Linked DNA regions of Mus musculus: region 1 is linked to region 2. A link is a loop called in an ENCODE intact Hi-C map of the cell type or tissue named here. Cell type or tissue: heart. All regions are shown on one strand. Links, peaks and the distances in the headings refer to the core of each region. The heading gives the core; the rest is flanking DNA.

Region 1 (8,070 bases), core at 1,979-5,978, 190 kb before region 2:
TGACTGAGATCCGTGTTTTTGTGGTTTGTGGGGTGACTCCTGGACCCCAACATATATCAATGCTAGTGCCCCCTAGGTGGGTCTGGGTGCTTGCTGGTCATTTAGGGAAGCTGTCTCAAAGGGAAAATAACCTCAGGTCTCCTCCTTGAGAAAAAGGGGACCAGAGCCTGCATTTTACAGAATTATAGAATCCTATCATAGAATTGTAGAACAAATTATAGAAACTCGTTCATGACCTAGATAGACTGAAGCTGACCTGTATGCCCAAAGTAATTTTTTTTAAGATTTATTTATTATTATATGTAAGTACACTGTAGCTGTCTTCAGATGCACCAGAAGAGGGCATCAGATCTCATTATGGGTGGTTGTGAACCACCATGTGGTTGCTGGGACTTGAACTCAGGACCTTCAGAAGAGCAGTCGGTGCTCTTAACCACTGAGCCATCTCTCAAGCCCCCAAAGTAATTTTTTAAATTATATTTACTTATTTATTTATGTGTGTGTGGGGGGGGGGTGCTCACATGCCACAGAGAGTGTTTGGGTCCCAAGAATCAAAGTGAGGCTTTCAGGCTTAGCAGCAGGTATCTACTGAACCATCTCTCTGGCCCATGAATGGCCAAAGTAAAACAAAGTGATCTTTGTGTATTTAAGGTACTTAAATACAAAGTGTATTTAAGGATAAGTTCCTGTTTGTCTTGCGTTTGTTTGACCCATCTGCACGGATGTGTTTGATCACATGTGGACCGGAAGTAAATCAGGTGAACTCTTATCCCTGGGGTTGTTTTGGTTCGGGTTTTTGTTGTTGTTGTTGTTTGGTTGGGTTTTTTTTGTTTGTTTGTTTTTGTTTTTGTTTTTCAAGACAGGGTTTCTCTGAACAGCCCTGGCTGTCCTGGAACTCACTTTGTAGACCAGGCTGGTCTCGAACTCAGAAATCTGCCTGCCTCTGCCTCTCGAGTGCTGGGATTAAAGGCGTGCGCCACCACTGCCCGGCTTGTTTGGTTGGTTTTGCATTGTTTTGTTTGTTTTGTTTGTCTTATTGTGTATCCCTAGTTGACCAAGAACTCGTGATAATCCCTCAGTAGAGAATAAGACCACTACCACAATTTAAAACCAAATTTAATGTAAGCTTTAATTAAATACTGGCCAAGGTGATGGACTCTCTGGCCAAGTTCATCTCGGGGTTCCCAGAGAATGGCCTCAAGTCGTGCTTTGCACGGGCTTAAAAAGGCAAAACCCACAATTCACTGCATTTCCCGTCTGGTTCAACTGGGGGCAAGCGTAAATCTTGATGTATTTCCTGCCTACATGTGACCCTGATTTACTTCCGGTCCACATGTAATCAAACACATCCGTGCAGATGGGTCAAACAAACACAAGACAAACAGGAACTTATCCTTAAATACAAACAGAACTCTTAACCTGTATGCTTTATTTTTCCTGTTTTGGTCCTCACACTATGTAGATCAGGCTGGCCCTGAACTCACAGAGGTCCATCCACATGTGGGCCACATGTCCAGTTATTTTATTATTTTATTATATTTATATAATACACTGGTAACTTTTGGCAGTCTTTGACTTGTGTTCTGAATGAACATAACACCTTCAAAAGAGCCAGTTTTCTCCATCCAGGATTCCCCGATATCCATAATCATGCCAATTCCACCTTCACCGTTGAAGAAGGGGATCAGGCTAAAGGTCAAATACTGTTAAGTCACTTATGGTAGAACTTCCTTTGGTTCTGAACTTTTGATAGTCAACCATGTACTTACTCCGCCCCTGATTTCCCTAAACCATGCCTCATTCCACACCATCTTATCCGTTCCTCTGCTCATCCTTTCCTAGATGGTCCAGACCCTTGAAGTCTTTCAACTTTCCAAGCCACCTCTTAGCCTCCGCCACGCCCTCATACCTGACCCCCTCCCACCCAAGGGGAGCGCCGCCGCGAGCCCCGCCCTACACCTGGTCCCGCCTACAAATTTTATCAGCGCAGACTCCGCCTTCCTCTAGCTCCGCCCACCATCGGAAAGCACCGCCATTGGCTTTGTCCTACCTGGCCCCGCCCAAGTTGTGGGCGCGTCAGGCCCCTCCCAGCCCTCGCCGAGCTGCCGGCCGGCGTGCGGACTGCGCAGGTGCGCTTCTCAAGCGCGGCCTCCTCATCCCACGCAGATCTCGCGGCCTGAGGGTGGGACGGCGGCCGGAGGCTTGGCTGTAGGTGGTACCGGCGACCGCGAGAGCGAACTGGGGGGTTGGGGGGGGGGTCTCCGGAGACCTCGCGAGAGAGGCACGGGCGAGGCTCAGCGCGACAGCCGTTGTGAACGCAGTGGCCGCGAGCCAAGCCTGTACTGCACGGAGCCCGCGGGTGCGACCTGCGCCTTTCCCGGGGCCGAGGCCACGCGCAGCCTCGGGACGAGCCGCAACCCCACGCAGTGAATCCGAAGGCAAGCCTTCTGGACCCGGCGCTCCATAGGCCACGCCTGGGCCTGAGAAGATGGAGGGGGACCAGCGGTCCGGCCCACCCGCCCAGAGCCTGCTCCCTGATGGCCACTTGGTCCTATGGACGCTGTGCTCCGTGCTGTTGCCGGTGTTCATCACTTTATGGTGTAGCCTGCAGCGGTCGCGCCGGCAGCTGCACCGCAGGGATATCTTCCGCAAGAGCAAGCATTGCTGGCGTGACACCGACCTGTTCAGCCACCCCACCTACTGCTGCGTGTGCGCGCAGCACATCCTGCAAGGAGCCTTCTGCGACTGCTGTGGGCTCCGCGTGGACGAGGGCTGCCTCAAGAAGGTCGACAAGCGCTTCCCGTGCAAGGAGATCATGCTCAAGAACGACAAGGCCGCAGATGCCATGCCCCACCACTGGATCCGCGGCAACGTGCCCCTGTGCTCTTACTGTGTATTCTGCAGGCAGCAGTGTGGCAGCCAGCCTAAACTGTGCGATTACAGGTATGGCTTTTATGGGAGGCAGGATTGTAAACAGTGGGTGGTGAGACCTAAATTCATCTCAGCAAATGGCCCAAACTATTCACGGCATCCCTGGCGTTTGAAGCAAGTCTCATGTAGATGTTGGTTGGTGTTTTTGTTTGTTTTTATTTTTGTTTTTACCCTTTGTGAGACAGTCTCTCCCCTGTGGCCCGGGCTAGCCTCAAACTCACTAAGGATAGCAGATGACCTTGAACTTTTAATGCTTCGCCTCCCCGTGCTGAAAATACAGGTTTGCATCACCTGAACCAGTTCATGAGGTGCTGGGTATCCAACCCAAAAGCCTTAAGCATGTTATTCAAGCTCTCTAACAACTGAATTCCACCACCAACACCACCCCTAAATTCCCACCCCTGCCAAGGCTCTTAATTTTCATCAAAGGCCTGTTTAAGTGCTGCCTGGCTCGTGGCTACTCTGTAGCATCCCACTTTACATAAGGAAGAATGAAGGGTACACAAAGAACCTTATGCCAGTCACAAAACCAATTTGTTCTTGATTTGGAACTATGAAAACAAGGGTCAACCCAAAGCAGGGCTTTAAATTTCTGTAGCTATTGTAGCGATTGGTGTCATAGTCAAGTGTTTGACACACAAGACGGGAAAGGAGATTTACGTTTTCCACTCATTTATTTATGGGGTGTGGGGGTGCAAAGTGAGCTCCCTTCGAGTTCTGTGGCTCCTAACTCATCAGGCTGTTGGGCTCTCTCCCCAGTCTTGAAAGGACATTTCTGTTGTCAGATCTTTCAGGACTAAGTGTCAGATGAGTCACCTGAGCTAACCTGACTGCTTTCCTGGCTTCAGCATGCACACTGAACAAGGAATCTTGCGCGGTGAAATGCTGTGTGGAACAGGCTTCCTATTGGAAGGGATTGTAGGTATTGGAAGCTGGTGGACAGCAGAGCTGCCCTGCAGATTATCTCCTCCTCACTGGTTCCACACTTGAGAAAGCTGAAGATAAAGTGGGGCTGGTTCCCCAAGACTTCCAACACCCAGCCTTGTCAGAGCCTTGTCTGGTCTTCACTGCCCAACAGGCTTTATTTTGGACAAATAGAAACTCCCACACACGCTTTCAAGTTAATAGCTCTGAAGCTACTGTGAGTGCTTTCGCGTTGCATGTGTGTGTTGGTGTTGGTATCTGTACACAAGTGCAGATACCCACAGCGGCCACAAGGAGGTATCGGCCTCCCCTGGAGCTGATGTTGTAAGCCTTCCCAGCGTGGGTGCTGGGGATCAAAGGGCCCTGTGTGAGAGCAGTTGCACACATTTATAACCGTTGAGCCATCTCTCCTTTCTGTCCTCTTTAAAAAGTCGTGTTATGAACTTACTATCTCTGCTGGGACACATTGAGAGCATTGTTAATGATGATGCCAGAAGATAAGCTAAAATCAAAGTCATCACAGTCAGGCAAAGACATGTGGTCACGCTATTTCTGAACCTGACTTTTTTTTTAAGGTTTATTATTATTATTTTACCTGTATGCTTGTGGGTCTTTTACCTGCAAGTTTATCTGCATTGCATGTATGCTTAGTACACATGGAGGCCAAAAGAAAGCATCTGTTGCCCTGGAACTGGGGTTACAGAGGGATGTGAGCTGCCATGCAGGTGCCAGGAGTCAAGCCTAGGCTCTCTACAGGAGAGCATCCAGTGCCCTTAATCACAGAGTCATCCCTCTAACCTTAAAAAATGCCTAGATATTGGGAGGCAGAGGCAGGCGGATTTCTGAGTTCGAGGCCAGCCTGGTCTACAGAGTGACTTCCAGGACAGCCAGGGCTACACAGAGAAACCCTGTCTCGAAAAACCAAAAAAACAAACAAACAAAAAACTTAGTAAAGAAATTCATGAATATATTCTAGTTTTTAGAAACTTAACTGACACCCAAAAATAACAGGGTTAGAAGTTCAGGCCTTCCCAGCCTTAGTCTTGTCTTCCCAGAGGAAATTATTATGAAATACTTGAGTGGATATTTTTGCAGATTATGTTCAGTAATAATATACTATTTTTAGGTTGCAATTCTCTTTTATAAGGCCACCACCATGGGTAGCCCTATCAGGAGGTTTTGAGAGGTTCTTCAGGGCATTAGAGTTGTTTTATATGCACTGGTGTTCTGCCTGCATTCATAATTATATACCCCATTCATGTTTGGTATCCCCAGGTCCCTAACTAGAGTTCTAGCTGCTTATGAGCCACGGTGTGGTTGCTGGGAGTCTAACCCAGTGCTCTGCAAGAGTAATAAATGCTTTTAACTGCAGAGCCATCTCCCCAGCCCATGCCCTTGCTTTTTCAACACTATAGGTTTTTGTTTGCTTGTTTTTTGGGTTTTGTTTTTATTTTGTTTTGTTCCAAGAACAGCATTTTCTGAATAGAAAACTATGTGGCTCTCCTCAATTTATCCCTTACTGCTTATCTCCCTGTGACAACAATTTACATGCCAAATCACATTAGCAGTGCAGGCGTGACACCAAGGAGGTAAGTAGATCAGAGTCACCTAGTCTTTTACGCAGCTTAAAAATCGGTGGTGAAGCCGGGCAGTGGTGGAGCACGCCTTTAATCCCAGCACTTGGGAGGCAGAGGCAGGCGGATTTCTGAGTTAGAGGCCAGCCTGGTCTACAGAGTGAGTTCCAGGAGAGCCAAGATCTACACAGAGAAACCCTCTCTCTAAAAAAAAAACAAAAAGGGGCTGGTGAGATGGCTCAGTGGGTAAGAGCACCCGACTGCTCTTCCGAAGGTCAGGAGTTCAAATCCCAGCAACCACATGGTGGCTCACAACCATCCGTATCAAGATCTGACTCCCTCTTCAGGAGTGTCTGAGGACAGCTACAGTGTACTTACAATAAAAAAAAAAAATCGGTGGTGACGGTGGTGAGAGGGGCTAGAGAGGTGGCTCAGTGATTATCAGCACTGACTGCACTTCAAAGGACCTGGGTTCAATTCCCAGCACCTATATGGCAGCTCCCAACTGTACCTCCAGGAGCTGACACCCTCACACAGACATACATGCAGGCCAAACACCAATGCACATAATAAATAAAATAAGGGTGAGATTTGGCCCTTTTCCCCACAAATAAATGTGGTGTATGGGGAACATAAAGAGAATACACTAGTTAGAGTTAGCTGAGCTACAGTCGTATATATGCAGGTAATCAGTAGAACAGTAGAATAGCAGGGACAAGTCCTGGGTTGCATCCCTAGCACTGGGGGGAAAAATGGACCCGAGCCCAGTGTGGTACCACTTGCCTATCATTGTAGTTCTCTGGAACCTGAGGCACTGGGACTTCAAAGCCAAAGAGACAAAAAGCAGAATCTTATCTCAAAAACAATAATCTATACAGTGATTGCAATAAAATAGTAATTAGCTGTAGGCCACCAGTAGGTGAACTAGTTACATCAACTGTGCAACCATCTGTTACAGTTTCTGAAACTAAAGGCCAGTATTTATAAAGGTCATGAGCAAGCCCTGTTATAATTGTCTCTAACACATTGTTCAGGCGTCTATTTTTAGTCATCAGTAGAACTCCTGTGTAAACAGCAGTAAGTACTTGACAAATCTCAACGTTCGGAAGGAAAAACCACCTTTAAAATAGAAGACCCGAGTTAACATCCCCTCCTTTTTAAACTAGTTAGTTCCGTCCTTCTCAGGTGGCCTGTTTTTGCTAGTCAGATGTGTCTTATCTGAGTGGATTAAATAGTTTAGCAGATTAATAATAGAAAGCCTGAGTCTTGCCAGCACTAATCCCTGCCTGCTGTTGGCACCCAGGACAGAGTGAGTCTGGATGCACGCGCCCTCTCTTTGTTTTAGACCCAGACATTGAACTATTTATCAGCTCCTAAAAGAAGTGGGATGTGTGGGGGCTGGAGAGATGGCTCAGCGGTTAAGAGCACCGGCTGCTCTTCCGAAGAACCTAGCACCCACATGGCAGCTCACCACGGTCTTGTCGCTCCAGGAGTTCTGACACCATCACACAGACACACGTGCATCAGTGCCATAAAGTAAAAATAAATAGTTTAAAATAAAAAAAGAAATGGGCTGCTTGCTTTCTTTGTATGTAAAAGTTGAAAAGCTTGCAGACCAGGCCTGCGGAACTACAGATATCATAAGCAGGCTGCAGCTAACGCACTCATTTCTAATGGACAGCTGCTGTTCTAGGTTGACCTTTTTAGGAAGGTTGTACCTACAGGTGTTACCACATTACAAATTTGCCCTAAGAAGTTACTTACTCATTTAAAAATCATGATAAGATGTAGTATGTTTTTGTAGAAATTTTTTGATTACATCTATTTGTGTGTGGATGGATACACTGTTTATAGCTTTTGACAGAATGTGGTTTGTAGCTTGGGACACTGGTTTGACAGGAGTTGGCAGCATTTCTTCCTTCCTCAGGTGCATTTGGTGCCAGAAGACAGTCCACGACGAGTGCATGCGAGGCAGCTTAAGGAGCGAAAAGTGTGACTTTGGAGAATTCAGAAACCTCATCATCCCGCCAAGCTACTTAACTTCTATTAACCAGATGCGTAAAGACAAAAACACAAATTATGAAGGGGTAATTCATTTTATTTTTTATAAACTTTTTCATTTAAAGTTGACATATAAGATAGTTAATTCTGTGTATTTGAGAAAAATTGGGAATTAAGTAACTAAGAGGTTACGAGAGATAAAATGTTGTTATGGTAAATCATAAAACCTTACCCAAGGTCCAGCATGATGGCAAACATCTTTAACAGCACCACTTAGGAGGTAAAGGCAACAGGACCAGAAGTTTAAGGCCAGCTTAGTCTGTATTGCAAATTCTGGAATGCTTAGCCAAATCTGGTTTCAAAAACTAAGAGCCAGAGGCTAGAGAGGTGGCTCAGCAGTTACGAGCACTGACTGCGCTTCCAGAAGATCAGGATTTGATTTCCAGCTCCAGTACAGAGGGATCCAGTGCACCTTCCGGCCTGTGGGCCTTGCTTTGTATAGTGCACAGGCATAAATGCAGCCAGACGCCCATCCATGCATAAAATAGTAAAAGAGCCTTATGTCACGGTACTCGAAGCAGAGGCAGGAGACAGGCAGAGTTCTGTGAGGCCCTGCCTCAGAGAACCAAGCAAAAAACTA
Region 2 (8,070 bases), core at 1,334-5,333:
GGACTGCTAAGAGAAGACAGCACCTCACAAGGAGCTAGAGATGAAGCCTAGCTGGTAGAGTGATGGTCTGCCTGCAAGAGGCCCTGGGTTTGATTCTCCAGCCAAGGCCACATAAACCAGGGTTATCATGCACTTCTAAGATACCAGCATTCCAGAGGTAGAAGTGTGAGAGGGAAAGGAAGAAGAAGAAGAAGAAGAAGAAGAAGAAGAAGAAGAAGAAGAAGAAGAAGAAGAAGAAGAAGAAGAAGAAGAAGAAGAAGAAGAAGAAGAAGAAGAAGAAGGGGGAGGAAGAAGAGAAGAAGAAGGGGGAGGAAGAGGAGAAGAAGAAAGAAGGAGGAGGAGAAAAAGGAAAAGAAAGAGGAAGAAGAAGAAGAAGAAGAAGAAGAAGAAGAAGAAGAAGAAGAAGAAGAAGAAGAAGAAGAAGAAGAAGAAGAAGAAGAAGAAGAAGAAGAAGAAGAAGAGGAGCAGCAGCAGCAGGAGGAAAATTTGTAGGATTTGGTTATTTTCTTCCAAGTGAGTTCTGGAAATGGAACTCAGCTTCCAGCCTTGCCTTTCGCCTCTGAGCCATCTCATCCCACACACCTAGTTTTTTTTTTTTTTTTTTCCCGAGACAGGGTTTCTCTGTATAGCCCTGGCTGTCCTGGAGCTCACTTTGTAGACCAGGCTGGCCTCGAACTCAGAAATCCGCCTACCTCTGCCTCTGCCTCTGCCTCCTGAGTGCTGGGATTAAAGGCGTGCGCCACCACGCCCGGCTACACACCTAGTTTTAACGTGGGTCCTGAGGAGCTGACCTCAGGTCTTCATGCCCGTACAGCTTTTACTGCGTGTACTCTGAAGCTATCTCTCCAACCCCCTATTTTCTATCCCCCCTCCTCTCTCTGCTTTTCTCCTTCTCTTCTTAAAAATATCCCCCACTTTGAGCCAGGTATGGTGACACAGAGCTGTAATCATAGTGCTAGAAAGACCAACATAAAACAATCACAACTAGCCAGGCATGGTGGAGCACGCCTTTAATGCCAGCACTTGGGAGGCAGAGGCAGGTGGATTTCTGAGTTCGAGGCCAGCCTGGTCTACAAAGTGAGTTCCAGGACAGCCAGGGCTACACAGAGAAACCCTGTCTCAAAAAACCAAAACACCAAACCAAAACAATCACAACTTTGACGCCAGTCTGAGTTATGAGTAAAAACTGATTTAAAGCAAAGCAAAATCAAAACATCCTTAAGTACATATGGAAGTGTGTGTGTGCTCCCCTTTTACACAATTTTTACATATTTGTATTTCCTATCCTTCTCCTTTGATCTCCAGATTTGCACAACCAAATCAGTTGCTATTTGAAAACTAAAAAAACAACAACAAACAAACAAAAACAAAGTTAATGGGCCCCAACTAAACCAAACGCTGCTTGTCTACCAGTATTCTCAGTTCTCACAGTAACTCAAGCCAGTGGGATTGTCATTCTCTGTTGTTTTCTTTCTTTCTTTTTCTTTCTTTCTTTCTTTCTTTCTTTCTTTCTTTCTTTCTTTCTTTCTTTCTTTCTTCTTCCTTCCTTCCTTCCTTTTTAAAAAAAGATTTATTTATTTTATGTATGTGAGTACCCTGTAGCTGTATAGATGGTTGTGAGCCTTCATGTGGTTGTTAGGAATTGAGTTTTTAGGACCTCTGCTCGCTCGGTTCCTGCTTGCTTTGGCCCAAGGATTTATTTATTATTATACATAAGTACACTGTAGCTGACTTCAGATGTACCAGAATAGTTCGTCAGATCTCAGTACAGATGGTTGTGAGTCACCATGTGGTTGCTGGGATTTGAACTCAGGAATTTTGGAAGAGCAATCAGTACTCTTACCCACTGAGCCATTTCGCCAGTCTCTCTGTTGTCCTTTTCTTAACCACAACGTGAGTGAGCCTCCCTCTCCCTTTAACACCCGCCAGAGTCACTGAGTGATGGGTCATTAGTTCAGTATCTAGTCTCAAGTGAATTAATTGCGTCTTGTTTGTTCCCTTACGCCACAGTCAGTCACTAATCCACTATTATTTACAGAACAGGTATGGTGGGACTTAAATTTGGGTGGCGGGGTGGTGGTAGAGAGATGGTTCCGTGGCAAGAGCACCATCCAATTTTCCAGAGGACCAGAGTTCAGTCCCCAGCCTCCTGTGGAGGCTTTAAACTGGTCTGGAACTCCAGTTCAAGAGGCTCCAACATCCTCTTCTGGCCGTCACAAGCACCAGGGACCCGAATGATAAATATACATGTATGCAGCTAACACTCATATGCATAAAAATAATCTTTAAAAACAATTTGGGCTGTGTACTTTGAGATCTCAACTCTGTAGCCCAGGGTGCTTTGAAATTGTGGTAATCTTCCCTCAGCTTTCCAAGTGCTGGCTCAAGAAATAAATGAAGCCGGGCGTGGTGGCGCACGCCTTTAATCCCAGCACTTGGGAGGCAGAGGCAGGTGGATTTCTGAGTTCGAGGCCAGCCTGGTCTACAAAGTGAGTTCCAGGACAGCCAGGGCTGCACAGAGAAACCCTGTCTCGAAAAACCAAAAAAAAAAAAAAAAAAAAAAAAGAAAAAGAAATAAATGAGTTAGACAGTAGATACTCAAAATTATATTCAGTATGCATAGTCTCTTTTTAAAACTTAAAATTCACATTTGATCACCAGTGAAGATTTTTCCCAAGTAATGGTTGGTTCTTAGTATGGTACCTTTCCTATATTTCGTTCAAAAAATGTGCACTGAAAGTGCCCTGTAATGCCAACACTTAGGGAGGTGGAGGCAGGAGGATCAGGAGTTCAAGGTCAACCTAGAACTTCCCAGCTTGAGGCCGTGAGACATGAGACACAGTCTCAGAATATCAAAATAAATAAGCAAGTAAAGGAAAGTGCCTAGGTTTTAAGGATCAGAGCTGGGCTGGTTGGCAAGTGGAACCTCCGTCGGATACAATTATCTGCAGGTAGTTTGGTTTTCTCAAGTCGTTGGGGGAGGCAGTGACTCATGGTGACCATTTCTTCGAAGGCAAACTTTGCAAAACCCCAGATCATTTAGAGAAAAGCCCCTTCGACATCACTAAAGTTGCGAAAATGAGAAATCAACTTGCCCTTGAGGGCTACACAGTATCCACATTACTGATCAACCAATGGCCACCTATTATACTCGAAAAGCTATGCTATGCTCGCAAGGTTACGGGAAAGCCAGATTCCTAGGCAAGGGGAACAATGTAGCATCGTCCCTCACCAGCCTCAGCAACCTTTTCCAGGAGAGGCACCATCCCAAGGCAGGAACCTGCCTGACACCTCTCCCCGGAGAAGAAGCAGAGACCCCGTGCGAGCCAAGTTCATTGTGCCGAGCACTCAGACACCAGGAACCCACCCCAGCCCGAGTGTGGGACGTAGGGGCCATCTCCCATGCCCGCCGTGAATATTGTTACTCTCGCGAGAGCGCCAGCAAGGCGGGCCCGTACAGCTCCGGGATGTCAGCGGAGAGCTCCTGACCGCGCCCCTCTTGGCGCAGCTGGGAGAGAGGCGCGCGCAAGTCGGGGGAGGGAGCGGCCGATGGCGCGCACGCGCAGGAGAGCGAGCGGGCGAGGGGGGCACGCCAGGGAGCCGAGGGCGAGGGGCGGGGCCTTGCGTCGCGCCGCGGGCACGTCGTTGCGCGTCCTCAGTATTTAATGTCTCTGTGTTCGCCCGGCCTGGGCTAGCACGTGGGGGAGCGGCCGAAGCGCCGTGCAGCGCTGCGGGGCAGGGCCGCTGGACTAGGTGGGGGGCCAGGGGGCGGTGGCGGGAGGATTGAGTGCCTAGACGGTCGCCCAGGAGCAGGTAAGTGACGGCTGGCACGGGCACCCGCCCGCCGGGCCCGGAGAGAGAACGAGTTGGGGTGATGGGGAGCCTGGGGTGCAGGTGCAGGGTGCGACGCGCGCGCCAGGTACTCCGGGGACCGAGAGCCTTGTGCACCGCGCCTGCTGTCAAGCGGGCGGGTCTGTGCCTTGATGACCCGCGCGCCCCGCTGGTCTTTCCCGGTCCCAGGGCTGCTGCTGACAGATCGCGTGCGCTGAGCTCGGGGCGCTGCTTTAAGCCGCTGCTTTCCCCTCCCATCCCCCCTCACGTCACTGGCCTCTAGGATGGAGGTGAGGGCGCAATTCCCCGGGCGCTCCGGTGCGCCTCAACTTTCCCAATGCTGGCTCACCCTTCTGGGTAGCCTGCCCGAGCGCGTCCCAACCAAGGTCGTCTAGTCTCGCTAGCGTTTACTTTTCAAAGGTCGTGTGTACCCAGTTTACGCGTGGAGAGGAGGCACTGGGGCGGTCTCTGCCAAGGACCCAGTGCCCAAGGCGGGAGAGGAGGTCCTTGGGGACCCCTTCCCTTCCTAACTTTCTAACTGCTGGGCCCAGTTGACTCTGGGTTGGCCCGGCAGTGGTGGCAAACCGGAGCAGGAAGACACAATTCCTGGAGTTCAGTGCCGCGAATTATTGGAGCGGACTCTGCCGTTGTAGCGGGGAGAATGGGATGCAAGACAGGTCCCAAACCTTTTGGCGGTGGAGAGACCATAAGACCAATTAGGATCCGGAGGTCGTGAGCTTGGGTGTCCGAAGGGAATTAGAGTTTGTGGCCCCATAAGCATGTCCTAAGAGGTGGGAGACCTCTAGCTAGAGGTGCCCGCTGACTTCTTGCGGGGGTGGGGAGGTCCAGGGTCACGTGTCGCGCCCCACCTTTCTTTCCGTCCCAGGACAGTGATCTGGAGGGACTTTGCAGGGGTCATGGGGGGACTTTGCCAGGGTTATAGGTAAAAACCTGCGTAGAGAAGCCTCCATACGCGTAAAGGAGCCTACATTCTGGTGTCAACTACTGCTGTGTCCTATCTTTTCCTGTTTCCTTTCTCCGGGAGGGAAGGTGCTGATAGTCAGGGGCTGTGCAGAAGGGACCTCTGAGACGCCCTGTGCCTAACCGGACCTTTTCCCTCCGGGAAATGCCTCGAGCAACTAGTACCTTTCCACCCTTGGGCTGTGGTTAACACAAACCCGGTGGACTTCGCTCCAGGTGAGAGTGGAGGCTTCTCAAACCGGTAAGGTCGGGTGTATGTGTAGGGCAATTAGTAAGGTTTAAACTGCCTATCTTTCCGCTATTGAAGTCGAGGCTGCTTGGGGTTTAAATTTAACGCCTGCAGTGACAACAGGGTTGCTGGACCTAATGTAACCATCTCGGTTGGTGTGCTACCACCCTCTGTATCCGTGTGTTGCAATTACAATTGCTATTGCTTCGGGAAATCAATCTTACATGCTCATTTAACTGCAGAGTCCTTCCCAAATTAGTAACCGTGGGGTTTTTGGTTTTGTTTTAAACGCTTAACTTTAGAAAGCGAGGCTTAGAAAAGCGAGGCTTAGAGTCTACGGGCTTCCTACCCATTCCTCTCTTAAAGGCACAAAGCATCTATAAACTCTGTGAACGAGTTGCTCTCCTGCCAGAGTCTTCTCTGATTGGCATTTAAGTGTTTCACCTTCAGATTATTTAGGACTCTTTTAGAGCCCAAGGAACAAGTGAGATTATGTTTGGGGAGCTTTCTGGACTTGTTGTCGAGCCTTCTTTCGCTTCTAACCTGTTTTGTAGGTTCTGGGTAATTCCTGGGTGTAGTCTTGTGAAATAGAAAGAATGGCCTTGGGTTAGAGGACATTCTCCTACCCTAAGGGTGTATGCAAATCATTAAAGCTTCTGGTTAGGTTGTTAAATCAGAAGGCTTTGTTCTGTAGAGTGGGTCAGTAGCTATCCAACCCAGTGGGTGAGACCTGATGTAAATCTAGTGAGTTTGCCTCTACTTGGGGAGTTCTCCCATCTCCCAGCTAATTGTAGGAATTGCATTCACCCTTGGCCTCTGCTGGGTGACAGCAGAGATACAGGTATCAGTTGTCTGTTGCCTGCTCAGATGCTGGAAGTGATGTGTCTGAGCATCAATACTTTAAAACAATCTGTCTTGCTACCTGGTAACCCAGATTATATGTGGACCTGGGCCCCAGGCTGGTCATAGCTAGAGTTTGTGGAAGGTAGTTTTAGCTTCCAGTTTTCTTCTTCTCATCCTAAACATGGATGGAGATCATCATATTTAAGACTTGGGACTATTTGTAGCAGAGGATGGCCTAGTCGGTCATCAATGGGAGGAGAGGCCCTTGGTCCTGGGAAGGCTCTATGTCCCAATATAGGGGAATGCCAGGACAGGAATGGAAGTGGGTGGGTTGGGAAGCAGGGGGAGGGGGAGGGGATAGGGGATTTTCGGAGGGGAAACTAGGAAAGGGGATGACATTTGAAATGTAAATAAAGAAAATATCTAATAAAAAATGGAGTAATAATAAAAAAAAGACTTGGGACTATTCCTGGCCTATGCTAGGCACTTAAGTATGGTATCCCTCACTCCCAAGGAATCCGTTTGACTCAGTCATTTGATTAGATATAAAAGCACTCCCTCGCCTAGCCTCTGACCTAGTAACTTGGTTAGAAGGAAGACAAATTGGTGTATCCAGGCTTTGCCACCTAGCCTACTGGGTCAACATGTCTTGGTCGCTCTAGCATTTTAAGACACCGAAGTTCATGTGCCCTGGAGCTGCCCTGTTTTCCCTGGCTACTCCTTCCTAATATCCCTTGTGAGTTTGCCATGCCCCGGCTTCTCTGCGGCTCAGTCTTTTCCTGTGTGTGTGAGATTTGTATCTGGCATTTGTCATCCTAAGAACTTTATTATGGGGAGATGTTTGGGTTCTGTGGGCCCCATGTGCCACCGATCTCATGTCAAGTTTGAGGGTTGCTAATCTCTACAATGGGGTGTGTTAGGTCCTAAATCTTGCTTCATAGGGCAAATTCTGTTTCTCCTTCCTGGTGGAGTCAGTCTCTCTCAAGCACTTGGGATTGGTTTATGTGTGGTAAGTACTGTACAATTGAGCTTCAGGCTCAAGTGTGCCCCTCCCACACCCCCCTTTTGAGACAGGAGTCATGCCATGTACTGAAGCCTGCCTAAACACACAGACGACCTACTCACCCTTCCAAGTGCTGGGATTACAGACACACACCATAACTGCTATCACCTCATTGTCATTAGCTTTGTTTTCCTCCTCTTGATGGTGTGTGACAGTGAGGAGTACTGCTGCCAGCACTGGGACGACTGGGGGGGGGGGTTGGGGGGGTTGGGGGGGTGTTCAGCAACATCATTCTGTCCAGGTCCTTGCTATTTGGATGCTCCTGAAGTTCACGTTAGTAAACATTCTGTCCCCTGTCCTGTATACTGGTGGCTTGTGTTCACTTAGCCTTGTCACTGATGCCCATTTGCATTGGGAGCAAAGCAAGGAAGGGGGTTAGTTCTGGAGGAAGGAGAAGCCTGCAGTGCTCAGGACAGAGGACACCTGTCACTGCTGGCCTTGGCTGGCAAGAGGTCAGGGCTTGCTGCAGCTCTCTAAGCTCCTACCAGCCGATTGGCCATCGGGTCTATTTTTTTTTTTTTTTCAATTGGTAAAGGACACTTGGTGAACTAAAGGTGTTAAAAGTATTTTGATTATGGGCAGGAGGGAGAGCTGGTCAAGTCTCAGGCTTATACCTATACAGTATTCTGACTCTGTACCTAGGGGGCTGCTGGAGGAATGTGATTGCCTGCCACGCTGGGGAGTCAAGATTTCATCACCATAAAGAGTTTTGGGTGGTGCCAGTCTATAATATTCTTTGTCCTACTCTAAACTCTTAGTTACCTCAACCTGTAAATGTCCAAAAAGCACCACGTTTGGGTTTTATCGTTTATAGCTCCCAAACAGAACAACTTTTTCACCAAGTTTTTCTTTTCACAGCATGCTAAGAAGCAAGGTCTGGTCCACAGTGAGGAGGGGGCTGAGGGGGCTGAGGGGGCTGGGTTCTTAGGAGATAGGTTGAGAAAGGAACTTACTAAGAGGCCGGTGAGACTCGAGCATGAAACAGAGCGACCAGACCTGAAACCCCTCCAGAGCCACTTTGGTTTGAGACCTTGCTCATTACTATAAAGGGCCTTCCTGCTTCTACACGACCTGGCGTCTGTGTTCACGGTTTTTGGTCTGCCAATGCCATATTACCAGGCCC

What was found. A loop is a pair of places that touch in the nucleus more often than their neighbours do. Peaks named below come from ENCODE experiments on the same cell type or tissue, not always from the same donor. Only the 100,000 strongest peaks of a DNase experiment are listed, where the experiment ranks them.
Region 1: a loop joins it to region 2, with 2.7 times the contacts of the local background. A loop is called at or near these places in 1 of 42 quality-filtered maps.

What each region holds. Positions count from the first base shown.
Region 1 is chr11:89,054,804-89,062,873 of GRCm38, reverse strand. It overlaps Dgke (diacylglycerol kinase, epsilon), which reads left to right and starts at 2,126. Exons shown (of 11, transcript NM_019505.4): 1 at 2,126-2,943; 2 at 7,357-7,516. The coding sequence starts at 2,489. Dgkeos (diacylglycerol kinase, epsilon, opposite strand) reads right to left here and starts at 2,123. Exons shown (of 4, transcript NR_110336.1): 1 at 2,051-2,123. In heart, for the core only: CTCF peaks have their summits at 2,683 and 4,146 (motif pointing right); DNase peaks (open chromatin) are centred at 2,093 and 2,843; H3K4me3 peaks cover 2,340 bases; H3K27ac peaks cover 1,724 bases.
Region 2 is chr11:88,860,140-88,868,209 of GRCm38, reverse strand. It overlaps Akap1 (A kinase (PRKA) anchor protein 1), which reads left to right and starts at 3,624. Exons shown (of 11, transcript NM_001042541.1): 1 at 3,624-3,813. The region is part of intron 3 of 4930556N13Rik (RIKEN cDNA 4930556N13 gene); the gene reads right to left. In heart, for the core only: no CTCF peak of the experiment used is centred there; DNase peaks (open chromatin) are centred at 3,519 and 4,669; H3K4me3 peaks cover 2,490 bases; H3K27ac peaks cover 2,682 bases.